2 separate regions of the Mus musculus genome follow, and region 2 is linked to region 1. Evidence: chromatin loops called from intact Hi-C (ENCODE). Cell type or tissue: left cerebral cortex. All regions are shown on one strand. Links, peaks and the distances in the headings refer to the core of each region. The heading gives the core; the rest is flanking DNA.

Evidence for each region. Hi-C counts contacts between places; a loop is a spot of excess contacts. Peaks named below come from ENCODE experiments on the same cell type or tissue, not always from the same donor. Only the 100,000 strongest peaks of a DNase experiment are listed, where the experiment ranks them.
Region 2: a loop joins it to region 1, with 3 times the contacts of the local background. A loop is called at or near these places in 8 of 42 quality-filtered maps.

What each region holds. Positions count from the first base shown.
Region 1 is chr12:64,962,529-64,968,407 of GRCm38, forward strand. It overlaps Klhl28 (kelch-like 28), which reads right to left and starts at 3,008. Exons shown (of 5, transcript NM_025707.3): 1 at 2,881-3,008. It overlaps Togaram1 (TOG array regulator of axonemal microtubules 1), which reads left to right and starts at 3,214. Exons shown (of 20, transcript NM_177805.3): 1 at 3,214-5,500. The coding sequence starts at 3,449. In left cerebral cortex, for the core only: CTCF peaks have their summits at 3,307 and 3,521; DNase peaks (open chromatin) are centred at 3,139, 3,758, 4,189 and 4,930; H3K4me3 peaks cover 3,067 bases; H3K27ac peaks cover 1,573 bases.
Region 2 is chr12:64,911,071-64,916,949 of GRCm38, forward strand. It overlaps Gm51965, which reads right to left. Exons shown (of 2, transcript XM_030247022.1): 2 at 3,580-5,108. Among named protein-coding and RNA genes, the nearest start is that of Gm527, 3.9 kb to the right of the region's middle. In left cerebral cortex, for the core only: no CTCF peak of the experiment used is centred there; DNase peaks (open chromatin) are centred at 2,152 and 3,171; H3K27ac peaks cover 433 bases.

The sequences.
Region 1 (5,879 bases), core at 238-5,237:
TAAAATTTGCTGCACTCAAATTTACAACTTTTAGTATGGCCCTAAATATTTCTATTCAAATTTCTGAGGTTTACTTTTACAACAAAAAAATGCACTCCTATTATCTTATTAAACTTTTTTTTTCTTTTAAAGCAAAGCCTTTATTCCCAGCACTTAGGAGGCAGAGGCAGGCAGATCTCTGAGTTTAAGGCCAGCCTGGTCTACAAAGTGAGTTCTTGAATAGGAAAGGCTACACAGAGAAACTCTGTCTTGAAAAACCAAAAGAAGAGAAAAGCCTGTTCTTTATCTAATTCTATTATTACATACAAATGTTTTTCTAGTAAATACAGAAAGGACTCCTAGACTTCAAAAATAAGATTAGAAGAAACTTAAGTACTTCTAATAGATATAAATAAAATATATTAAATAAGATTTATGTATAAGATCATCTTAAAAGGTACTAATAAAGGTGACAGTGTAGTCTAATTCCCCAAACAGCCACAATGAAACTAATGCATTTTCCAAGTTTTCTAAAAGCCATAATGTAATAGACATAAATAAATTACAATCTGTAACACACATTGAGCTACAGGGACCTGAGAGAAAGGAGGACTCATTTTGCTTTGCTTGCAGGAAAATAATAGGACTATTGCTTGATTTATGGATCCATGTCTCTTCAGTAGTGTTCTTTGCAGAGGGAAAGGAAAATTCTTATATTTATGCCATAACCAATAATGAAACATTATCCAAGACTTCCTAAGTTCCTTTTCTTTGATACTGATTACAACACAACCTCAGTCTGGTTAGTAACTTGGCTTCCTAAGTCCTTAGATACATGAAGAGTTTGCTGGATTTTTCAATCTGAAAATTCTGGTGACTAGAAAGAATTACCTTCTACTTCAACATAAACTGACATTCTAATGTGGACATTCTACTGTATACATCAGTCTCCTGTTCCCTTTCATGTGGACTGGGTTCCTGAAGTCTCAGCATACATGAAAAGAAGTATGCATGTAAGCTTTTGAGGTTGGATATGAGAATCTGTCTTTCTGTCCCTCCAAGCTCCCATAATAGTGTAGGTGTAATTCAGAACCTTGCACATGTTAGGCAAGTGCTCTCTAAGACCTACACCCAGCCATCCGGTACTCATTCTTTTTCACTGACCAGCATTATAATCATCTCTTGGTTTTCATTTCCATCCTTACTCTCTCTAAAAATAGAAAATGGGTGGGGACAGCAGCACGTCTGTTATTGTTTTTCTACTAAAATACATGTGTTAAACCAAACTCAGGCAGATCTACTTATACATCCAAATGATGAATGAAGGCTGTGGACGACACTCAGTGGCAGAACACTTCCCAGCATGAACAAAGCCCCTCGGTTCAGTGTTCAGGACAGTGAAATAACACAGAACAGCAGCAGCAAACCACAAAACAGAAGATAAAAGAAAGTGAAGAAACCCACCAAAGCTTTAAACCAAAGCACAGGATACATGGTTATACAGCCTCATTTATATTAATACTTTTTCCAAAATAAAAAATTAAGAACATTTTAATTATGTTATAATAAAAACTAATAAATACAATTTCAACTTGCATCACCAGGAGTATTAATTATTGTTATAAAGCACTTTGATACATGTGACTCAATTATTTCAAGATTTCAAAAAATAATATAGCTGGGTATGGTGGCACAGGGCTTTAATCCCAACACTTGGGAGGCAGAGGCAGGCAGATCTCTAAGTTGGAGGCCAGCCTGGTCTACACAGGGAGTTCAGAACAACTAGGACTAGACAGGAAAACCCAGTCTCAAAATAATAAAATAAAATAAAATAAAAATTGAGAGATATCCATTTAATACAAAGAGGGACAGAAATACTTTTGCATTTGAAGAATATAAGCTTGGAACTTCAAATTATAACTCAGTCTTTTCTCACTGAAAAGTAATTGTATTATTTCTTTTAAAAGTCTGCCGAACAACAACAAATCTGTTTTCAAGCTTGGTTTGACAGTGCACACTGGTAATCTCAACAATCAGAAGACTGATAGGAGGGTCAAGACTTCAAGACCAGCTTGGGCTATACAGTAATTCAGCATTAATGTTTCAAATACAGACACACAAAAAAGTTGCTCTTTCATGCCCCAAAGGGGTGTGGCCGTATAGGAGATACTCTTAGTTGAACTGAGTCTATTTATAGTTTCTTTTACAAAAAAAAAAAAAACACTCATCAGCTATCAAATTCTCATTTTGCTTAAAATAATGTCTATCAACCTAAATCCTCTGTGCAGAATTCTCTTAGGACTGTAATGCTAAGAACTTGCACCACAACTGAAATTGTCTAGCGATCTCCGTCTCCAGGAGACTGAAAGACTGCAGAGACTCTGGAGTATCCTAGGGGAGATGGGAAAGGTGGAGGTGGGGCGAAAGGAAAAGTCCCACAGAGGAGTTAAAAGATAAAGGCTTTAAGCACTCCGTTTAATGCAAAGGGGAAAACACTGATTCTACCTATCTATAAGAAAACTTGGTGATGCGGACAATGAAAAGGGACAGAAGCCTTTAACACTCCATAGCCAGCGGGTGAAGAGAGGAAAAGGAGGCAAGGGAGAAGAGGGCGGGGCGAGGAAGGTCCCCAACGACAAGAAAGTCTTTTTTAAAAAAGTACTCTGTGTGCTTGGCCTCGGTTAGGTTCTCCTGTACTACTAAGCAGGCTGCAGGTAGAAAGAATCTTATTTTGGACAGCAGTGAGTAGAACGTTTACAATGGTAACCAGCACTGTGCAGAACATGTCGTCTCTCTCTGCCTGCTCTGGTCCAGTTCTTTGCCTCGCATTCTGGCTCCTGGGGCACTCGGGGAACACACCACCAAAGCCTGCACCACTGTATAATAGCAAAAGGAAAATACCTGAGTCCCAGGAATAACACCTGCAGCAACAGGAGGAGGAGCCACGGAAAACTGGAACCCGGGATGGGATCCTCTCTTGCTCCCGTCAAACCTCAACTCTTATGGGTGGGGTGGAAAACTTCCGCCCCGGACAAGGGAGCGTCATTTCCGTCTAAGGCCTTGACCCCGCCTCTTCATTCTGGCTACGTTCAGACTTCCTCTTCCAGGAATCTTCGGCCTATGCTTTAAGTCCTTACATGGACTACATAACCCAGCATCCACCGCGGCAGATTGGTTTCCGGGTCAAGAGGTCCGCTCTGGGTGCATCACCATGGAAGCGCTCGGTTTGGTCACGTGGTGGCCCTGGTTACGCCGGGTGGCGCCTGTGGGGTCCCAGGCTCAGCGGGGGCCATTTTGCCGGAGGCTGGCTCCGGGAGTGGAAGGCCCGAGCGGCCTGGCAGCTGACCGGAGCCGTTCCTTCTCTTCCTCTGCAGCTCGGGGCTTGGAGAGGAACTGGAAGGCTGGGCTTCATCCAGCCCTCCCAAGACGGCAATGGTTCCCTCCAGCTCTCGCTACCTGACGACCCTCCATGGCGGCCGCGCCTTCCGAGCTGCTCCCGCTGCCGCCTCCTGCGACCCCTGGTTCCTATCGCCTCCTGAGCCGCTGTCGTCCTTACGCCCCAGGGACTGATGGTCGTCGATCCGGGGGCACCATGAGAGGCGAGAAAAACTATTACTGCCGTGGGGCTGCCGGGGATCATGGCTCCTGCCCCGCGACGCCGTCGCCTCTGGCCTCGACCCTCCTGTTACCGGCGGAGGCTGTTTCAACTAGCTGGTCCGGGCCTGGAAGTGGGCTCTCGGGCGGAGATGAGGAGGAGACTCGGCTTCTTCAACTCCTGCGCACCGCACCGGATCCTTCCGAGGCGTTCCAGGCTTTGCAGGCTGCCTTGCCGCGGCGAGGCGGCCGGCTTGGCTTTCCCCGCCGCAAGGAAGCCTTATATCGGGCGCTGGGCCGAGTGCTTGTGGAAGGCGGCAGTGAGGAGAAGAGGCTCTGCTTGCAGCTTCTCTCGGACGTTCTTCGGGGTCAGGGCGAGGCGGGTCAGCTGGAAGAGGCCTTCAGTTTAGCGCTTTTGCCTCAGCTCGTTGTCTCGTTACGAGAAGATAACCCTGCCCTACGGAAAGATGCGCTGCAGATCCTGCATATTTGTCTTAGGCGTAGTTCTGGGCAGGTCCTGCGAACTCTCATCCAAGGCCTGGAAAGTCCAGATGCCCGGCTTAGAGCTTCCACTGCGCTGTTGCTCCCTATCTTGTTCACTCCTGAGGATTTGTTGCAGGGTTTGGATCTCACTGAAGTAATAATATCTCTGGCCCGAAAGCTTGGCGATCAGGAGATGGAAGAAGAATCCGAGACAGCCTTCTCTTCACTTCAACAAATTGGAGAACGACTTGGTCAAGAGAGGTTTCACTCCTACATCTCGCGTTTGCCTTCTGCACTGAGGAGGCACTACAATCGCCGCCTGGAGTCCCAGTATGGAAGTCAGGTTCCTTATTATTTGGAGCTAGAAGCCTCCGGGTTTTCTGAAGATGCTGCCCCGTGTGTAGTGAATCTTTCCAGTAGCAATCTTAAATTTGAGATTATTCCCCAGGAACTCCATGCAAGACTGTTGGATCAGGAAGATTATAAAAACAGGACTCAGGCTGTTGAAGAACTAAAGCAGTTGCTGGGAAAATTTAACCCAAGTTCGACCCCTCATGCTAGTCTCGTTGGTTTCATTAGCTTATTGTATAACTTGCTAGACGATTCCAATTTCAAAGTGGTCCATGGCACACTTCAAGTTCTCCATTTGCTGGTCATTCGCCTGGGAGAGCAGGTGCAACAGTTCTTGGGACCAGTTATAGCGGCTTCTGTGAAAGTGCTGGCAGACAACAAGTTGGTGATCAAGCAGGAGTACATGAAAATCTTCCTAAAGCTAATGAAAGAAGTGGGTCCTCAGCGGGTGCTTTCTTTGCTCCTGGAAAACCTTAAACATAAGCATTCCAGAGTACGGGAGGAAGTAGTGAACATTTGCATCTGTTCCCTCCTGACCTACCCCAGTGAGGATTTTGACTTACCCAAACTGTCCTTTGATCTTGCTCCAGCTCTTGTGGATAGCAAACGCAGGGTACGCCAGGCAGCTTTAGAGGCCTTTGCTGTTTTGGCATCATCAATGGGCTCAGGTAAAACCAATGTTCTTTTTAAAGCTGTAGATACTGTTGAATTGCAGGATAATGGCGATGGGGTGATGAATGCCGTGCAGGCCCGATTGGCCAGAAAAACTCTTCCACGGCTAACAGAACAGGGATTTGTGGAGTATGCAATACTCATGCCGTCTTCGGCCCAGGGCAGGTCAAGCCATTTGGCACATGGAGCAGATACAGACTGGCTTATGTCCGGTAACAGGACTCAGAGTGCACACTGCTACTGTGGTGACCACACCAGGGACAGCATGCAACTTTATGGATCCTACAGTCCAACTATCTGTACCCGAAGGGTTTTAAGTGCTGGAAAGGGGAAAAATAAACTGCCATGGGAAAATGAGCAGCCTGGAGTCATGGGAGAAAACCAGACCTCCAATTCCAAGGACATTAAAGATACCGAGCAGGTATGCTTAATATTCTTAACTTAAAAGTAAAAGAATTCACAGTTAAGTTTTTGAATTAAGTGCTGATGTGAACATCCATTATAATAGTATGGGGTAGGTCAGTGCTTTTAATGGTTTCCTTGATTAAACTTGAGGTACAATGAGCTATGGCCAATAAGTGGGTGTCAATTATGGGTTGTAATCATGCCACCTCAGTCATACAGCAAACACTGAATACCCAGAAGGTACCAGATAAAGAACTAAACTGTACTTCCAAGTGGTTTCTGGAGAGGATTATAACCCGGCAATGAATGTGTTAAGTGCTAGGCTAGAAGTACAGAGTGCTGGGGAATACCTGATTCCAGTAGAAAAACAAAAAGCAGAAAAGCCTTCAGGGTTC
Region 2 (5,879 bases), core at 223-5,222, 51 kb before region 1:
ATCGCCTCAAGTCCATTGTTGTGCCTGCCTCTGATATATTCATGATCGCTCAGCATTCCTCCTTCTACATCTACTAGCAACTGGAAGAGTGACTACATCAGGTTCCCAGACTCCAAAAACAGAGAGGCGTTTTCAATTGTTTCAACTCCTCAGGGTGTTTTTGATATTTTGTTATACTTGCTTAGCTGTATTAACATAAAAGGAACATTTTTTTTTCCTGGAATTATAAGCAACCCTGGCTCTGCCCTGCTGTGAGTTGCGTCTAAGGCTATTTTAGATTACTCCTGCCAGGAAATCTATTTGATTTCTACTTTGAGCTAGATTCTCTGCTCATCTCTTTCATAGTCCTGCGGATTTGTTTTGTTTGTTTTGGGTTTTTTTTTTTTTTAACTGTTGTTCGATATATGATTCCACCACTGCAAAGCTGCCTGCTCCTACCAATCCACCCAGAGTGTTTGCCAGTGGGATCAAAAGTACTGTTCGTTTGTGAGCACTGGTGTTTTCAGAGATTGGTAGGGTCAGGGAGGCATTGTCTTGGGCCATAGAAATATATGATCTTACATACCCCAAGGCAGAAAGGACCTCCCTAAAGGAGTTCTTATTAAAAAATCTGGGAGTGAGGGTGCATTTGTGAGCCAGTCAACTTAGATGGCATAAACTGTAAAGTGTGGTTTTCTGGAGGTCTGTGCATGGCCAATAAGGAATTCTGGTAGCAGCTTTGGGTACATACGTCCAGGCTTGGACTCACAGAGTTACTCTCTGTTCTAAGACCCTACCAGGGTCAGGGGCAAGTTGACACCATCATGAGTTGTTTCATTTATCTACCAATTGCTTTCTAAACAGCAGGTATAGATTTTCAGTGGTCACACAGGAGTATTCTGTTGGCTCTTTTAGTTCTGGAGTCTATAGGACAGACTTAACTGGGTTAAGATAAAGCCAGCTATCCCAATTACCTTCACTGCCATTGGAGCAGCCAAGATGACAATATAGGGTCCCTTTCATTTTAGAGTAAGTTGCTATGACAGGGAGCCTTCTTTGCAGGTTTTTATTAGTACCTGTTCCTAGCTTTTGATCTTAAGATCTGAGGCTGAGAAGCCCTGGATAGCAAATTCTCACTGCCCTCTGAAATCGTTCCTAATTAGTAAAATATTTTAGCAACTATCCATTCTTGGGGTCTGCTATTAAATCTTTATATGAGCACAGTCTCCCATAAAGCACTCCAAAAAGGATCATTTTAGTTTGTGTTCTTGAAGGTGATGGGGGATCTGAGTGTCTATTTTTCTGAAGCCTCTGGCCAAGACTCTTGACTGAGCCATGCTTTAAGGTTTGATTAGCTCTGCCTACTTTTGTAGAGGACTGAGACCTGCAGGAAGAATGTAAATAATATTTAATTGCCTGATGCCACTGTTTGGGTCATTTGTGAAGTAAAGGAGGGGTCTGCGGTCATTTTGTAGCAATCCAAAGCCAAGGACAATTTATTTCAGAAAACAATCTTTGCTGCTTCTGTAGCTCTTTTGGTTCTTGTTGGGGGAAGCCACTATGCACCCTGTGAACACTTCTATTAGTAGAAATAGGAGCTTCAACTCTGTGCAGACTGAGATGGGAGAAAGTGAAATCTGACATTGTGGAGTTCTTAAAGATTCTGACGACTTATAAAAGTTGAACTATGTTTTATACTAGGAGATAAACTTGAGACATAAAGAGAAGTGTTTGTGTATCAGGTTGAAAGGGTAGTGAGTTGTGACAGTTTTAATTATCAACTTGTTACAACACAATATCATGGGGGAAGAGATTCTCAATAAGGAACTAAGTCAGATTGGCTTGTGGGCATGTCTACTAGGGACTGTTTTGAATGTCTTAATTAATGTGGAAAAATGAAGCCCCAAAGTAGCAGCACCATTCCGTGTTGTGGGGCAGGAGCTGTATAAGAGAAAATAAGCATGCCTGCATTCACTCTGCCTCTGTTGACTGTAGATGTGCTGTGATGTCTCGAGCTCCCGCCTCTGCTGTGACTTCCCCACACTGATGCACCGTAACCTCAAACTGTGAATTCAAATAAGCCTCTCCTCCCCAAAGTTGCTTCGTCAGGATATTTTATCACAGCCACAGAATCAAAAGTAGGGCAGGGACCAAGGCCATTTTGAGCAGCACTTGCCTCTTAGAACTGTAAAGCAGTACTTGTGAAGAGCTTTCCTACATGCTAGGAGAGTGAAGTCCACACATTTTTACATAACAGATACTGAATAATTCAGAAAGACAAATGGATGCTGACCCAAAAGCATCCGCTTGGCAGGCAGGAATCGCCAACTGGGAGAGCCAAGCTACTTTCTAGAAGTATTGTTCTGAGAGCACTAACTAATCCTCTCTGGTTTAGAAGCAAGAAGGTATTTGTAGTTACATTCATTTCTGGGGGCCATAAATAGACTATAAGAGTTCTCAGAATTTTGTTGTGATTACCAAACCTCGGGAAAAGAAGACATGTAAAATACATTTCACCCAATATAGGCAGCCATACTTTGCTGATAGTTTTGTTCTTAGAAACAGCCAGGAGAGATCATTAAAATAGTGCGCATGCTTCGGCTCAAAAGTAAAATAAAACTTTAATTAGTCAGATAAATAAATGTTGTGCTGCAGTAAATTCATCTCCATGATAAAGACAAATTTTGATGAAGCAGAAGTGGGTAGATAGCTCATCTTCCATCTGGATCTTAGGGACATAGGAGAGATTAAGCATGCAAATACATACATGTACTCAGAGAAATGAGAGTCACAGAACATTTTATGGTATTACAGCTTTGAGGAAAGGGAGCTAATTATTCTGGTAGCTATTTCCTTGGAACATTCTCTTCAGTAAGAGTGAAGGCTGGTGAGATCTAGATAGCTGATGAAATTTAGTAAGCTCAGGAAACTTGAAATTTCCAAGGTTCACAAAGCCTTTCTCCAGGGTTATATACAAAGTAGTGAACAGTTGTTGGAGAGAGGAGACACTGGCAGGCATAGCTGTGTGTAGGGAGCTCCACGAATACAGCTTTTGTGACCCATCTCCCACACTGGAGTGCTCTTCTTAGTGATGCAGCTGCCTTTGAGTCAATCCACAGCCACACTCCTGAAAGCAACCCCAACAAATCCACCAATTTGCTAAGTTAGGCTTGGGTGGCATTGTAGGCAGACATCTGTTTTCCCGGAAGTTATACAACAGGACATAAGAAAATACCAGGCACATTTGTGGTGTTATACTCAACCCTTTGAATTAAACCTTCGGACCAGCCAAAGAGTCCAAAGTGTGAGATTTGAAGGATGTAAAAGCTTTCATCTAGTCAGAGAGTCATGGGCCCTGTATTAGCTACATCATTAAGATAGACACACACACTACCAGTCTAATTAGCATAAGTCTACTGTAAGACTTGAGGCTGGGGCAATTGAACGCTAATGCCACTTAGTAAAATGGTCCTCATGTCAAAAGGCATGGGGGAGACAAGAGCCATGCTAACGTGTGCTTTAACTTAAAGCAGACATGCTGGGGAAAATTATTGAGGACTATAAACGATTGAAATTGTTCTACTTCAAAAAAGACAGCATGAGTTTTCATATTTTTATTTATTTTTTTATTTTGATGAAACTTTCATGGCCTAGTCATGCAAGACCCAAGAATTTAGGGTGCAGCAGGGCATGAATATTCACTGTCACTGAAGGTCAAAGTGGGACAGAGGGTTCCGAGTTCATTCTCTCATACCAATGAAGATGAAAGACACTAGATATTCCTGGGAGTGTGCAGAGTGAAGGAAACTTTATTAAGGAGAATTAGAGAGAAGTAAGAAATGGAGGGAAGGTAAGAAGAAAAATTAATAGGGGCTCCCCATCGTAGGATGGTTTTTAATGCTGAAAAACTCACCAAACTCCCTTTTCTGTGCTTCTTATAATGATTAAGGCAGTAACTGCATAAAGGCTGAGGTCACTGGTGTAAGACTGGTTAGTTCTCTGAGCTATTATGAGTTAAGCCCATGGAGAGCCCACATGCTCTTCATGTGTTCTCCTCTCCCAACCAGGAAGATAATCAAGTGCTATTCATGTGCCTCCTACCCAGTTAGGGGAGGATGAAGCCTCCTCAGTCCGCTTCTGATGTGTGTTTTATCAGCTGCTGTTCTTGACCGTCTGCTTGCTGGAAGCCATGGCCGATGTGGAATTGCCACTGTGAACTTTGGGAGTGTCTTGCTGCTAATTAGACCATGTCCCCCTAGTTTCCACACTCACCTGACCACCGTGCAACTCTCCCTTCCTTATCAGCACAGAGTGAACCCTATCGCAACCCAAAAGATGTCCCTGCAGTTTTGGTTTTCTCCTATTTAGCTTTCTGTGAAGTGCTCTCTGGCCATCTCCTAAGTGGGAGCTTCTTGCCTGCTATCCTTAGTTACCTGCAGCAGAAGCAGGAGTATAGGAAGGACAATCAATAGCATCTCATAGATACTATTATAGATACTGTATCTTCCTGGGCATTGGGAGGTGGATGGGGCAGACAGGTAGGCAGCCTGAGAACAGGAGCCCAGAGCCTTGTCTTTCTCGTCTTGTCTGTCTCCTTTGGCTTTTTCATACCCAACTCTAAGCCCTCATATTCATGTTCCAGATTCTGTCATCTTAACCTTTCATCTCCCTTTAGCTCTGAAGTCCATCCTTACCGCAACACATGTGAGGCTCATGAAGTTTTAACCATGGGTCCTTTTCCCCCACTTTACTGAAGACTGAGAGCTAGCTCCACTGTCACTTCTGCCCTCTAGATTCTGACCTGTCTATGTTTTAACATGTAGCAATTCACATAATTGTCCCAACCATCCCTTGGGAAAATCCTCTAAGTACTCAATGCTGGTGAGCATGTGGAGCAAGCAGAGCCTTCATGGTGGGAATGCACAATCTCACATCTACTTTGGAAGATATTGTAGGCTTTTTTTTTTAAGTTAAACATGCATCTACCATATGATCAAGTAGTTCAGACACTCACACAACAGCAAAGGCAACGTGTCTATGTACATATTTTCTTCCACAAAAATCTTCATTGCAGCTCTCTTGAGAAGAGGTTAAGACTAGATGCACTCTGATTGTCCGTGAACTGTTGGCTAGAAAAGAAAATTCAGCTTATCCACACAGTGAATTACACTTAGCATTAAAAAAGAAACTACTGCCCAGAGAGCATAGGTGAATACCCAAACAGCTACACTGCATGGAAGAAGGCAAACAAAGAGGTGACAGTACTTATGTAACACTTGAGAAGATGGAGATGAATATATACTAAAAATAAAACAATGGTTGTTGCTTAGGTTTGGGGGCAGGAAGGAAGAAACTATAAAGGAGCACAAGGACACTTGCGAGTGAAGCACACGCTCATCTGTGGCTTCACACCACTGCACATATGTCAAAACTTGCCAAATGATATGTACTTGAAATATGGTCCACATGTCAGTTACACCTCAATAATGCTACATACTTTAATGATACATCTTGCTGCTCTTCTCCACCCACCGCCATCTATATCTGCTTTTAAGAAAACAATGAGCTATTTACTGTAAAAATGAACTTGGCGTCTTGGAGAGACTGTGAATTAAATACATAATCAACACTTACAAATATTCTAAAGGGGTGTTCTTCTACCAAGGTAAGTTTAACATCATGTGAACTTTTTCAACACAATAATTTGTCTAAGCTATCACAGTATTAGTAATTCTCATCTGTAAAATGCAGTAAGAAACTCAAAAGCCAGAAAATGAAAAGAATTGCTTTGTAGGAATTACTACTTATAATTCTTTGGGCAGAGCAATCTTTTTCCTCTTCTTAGAGAACTGTTTCTTCTCTTATCTGCACTCATGCTTTTTTTTTTTTTTTTTTTTGCC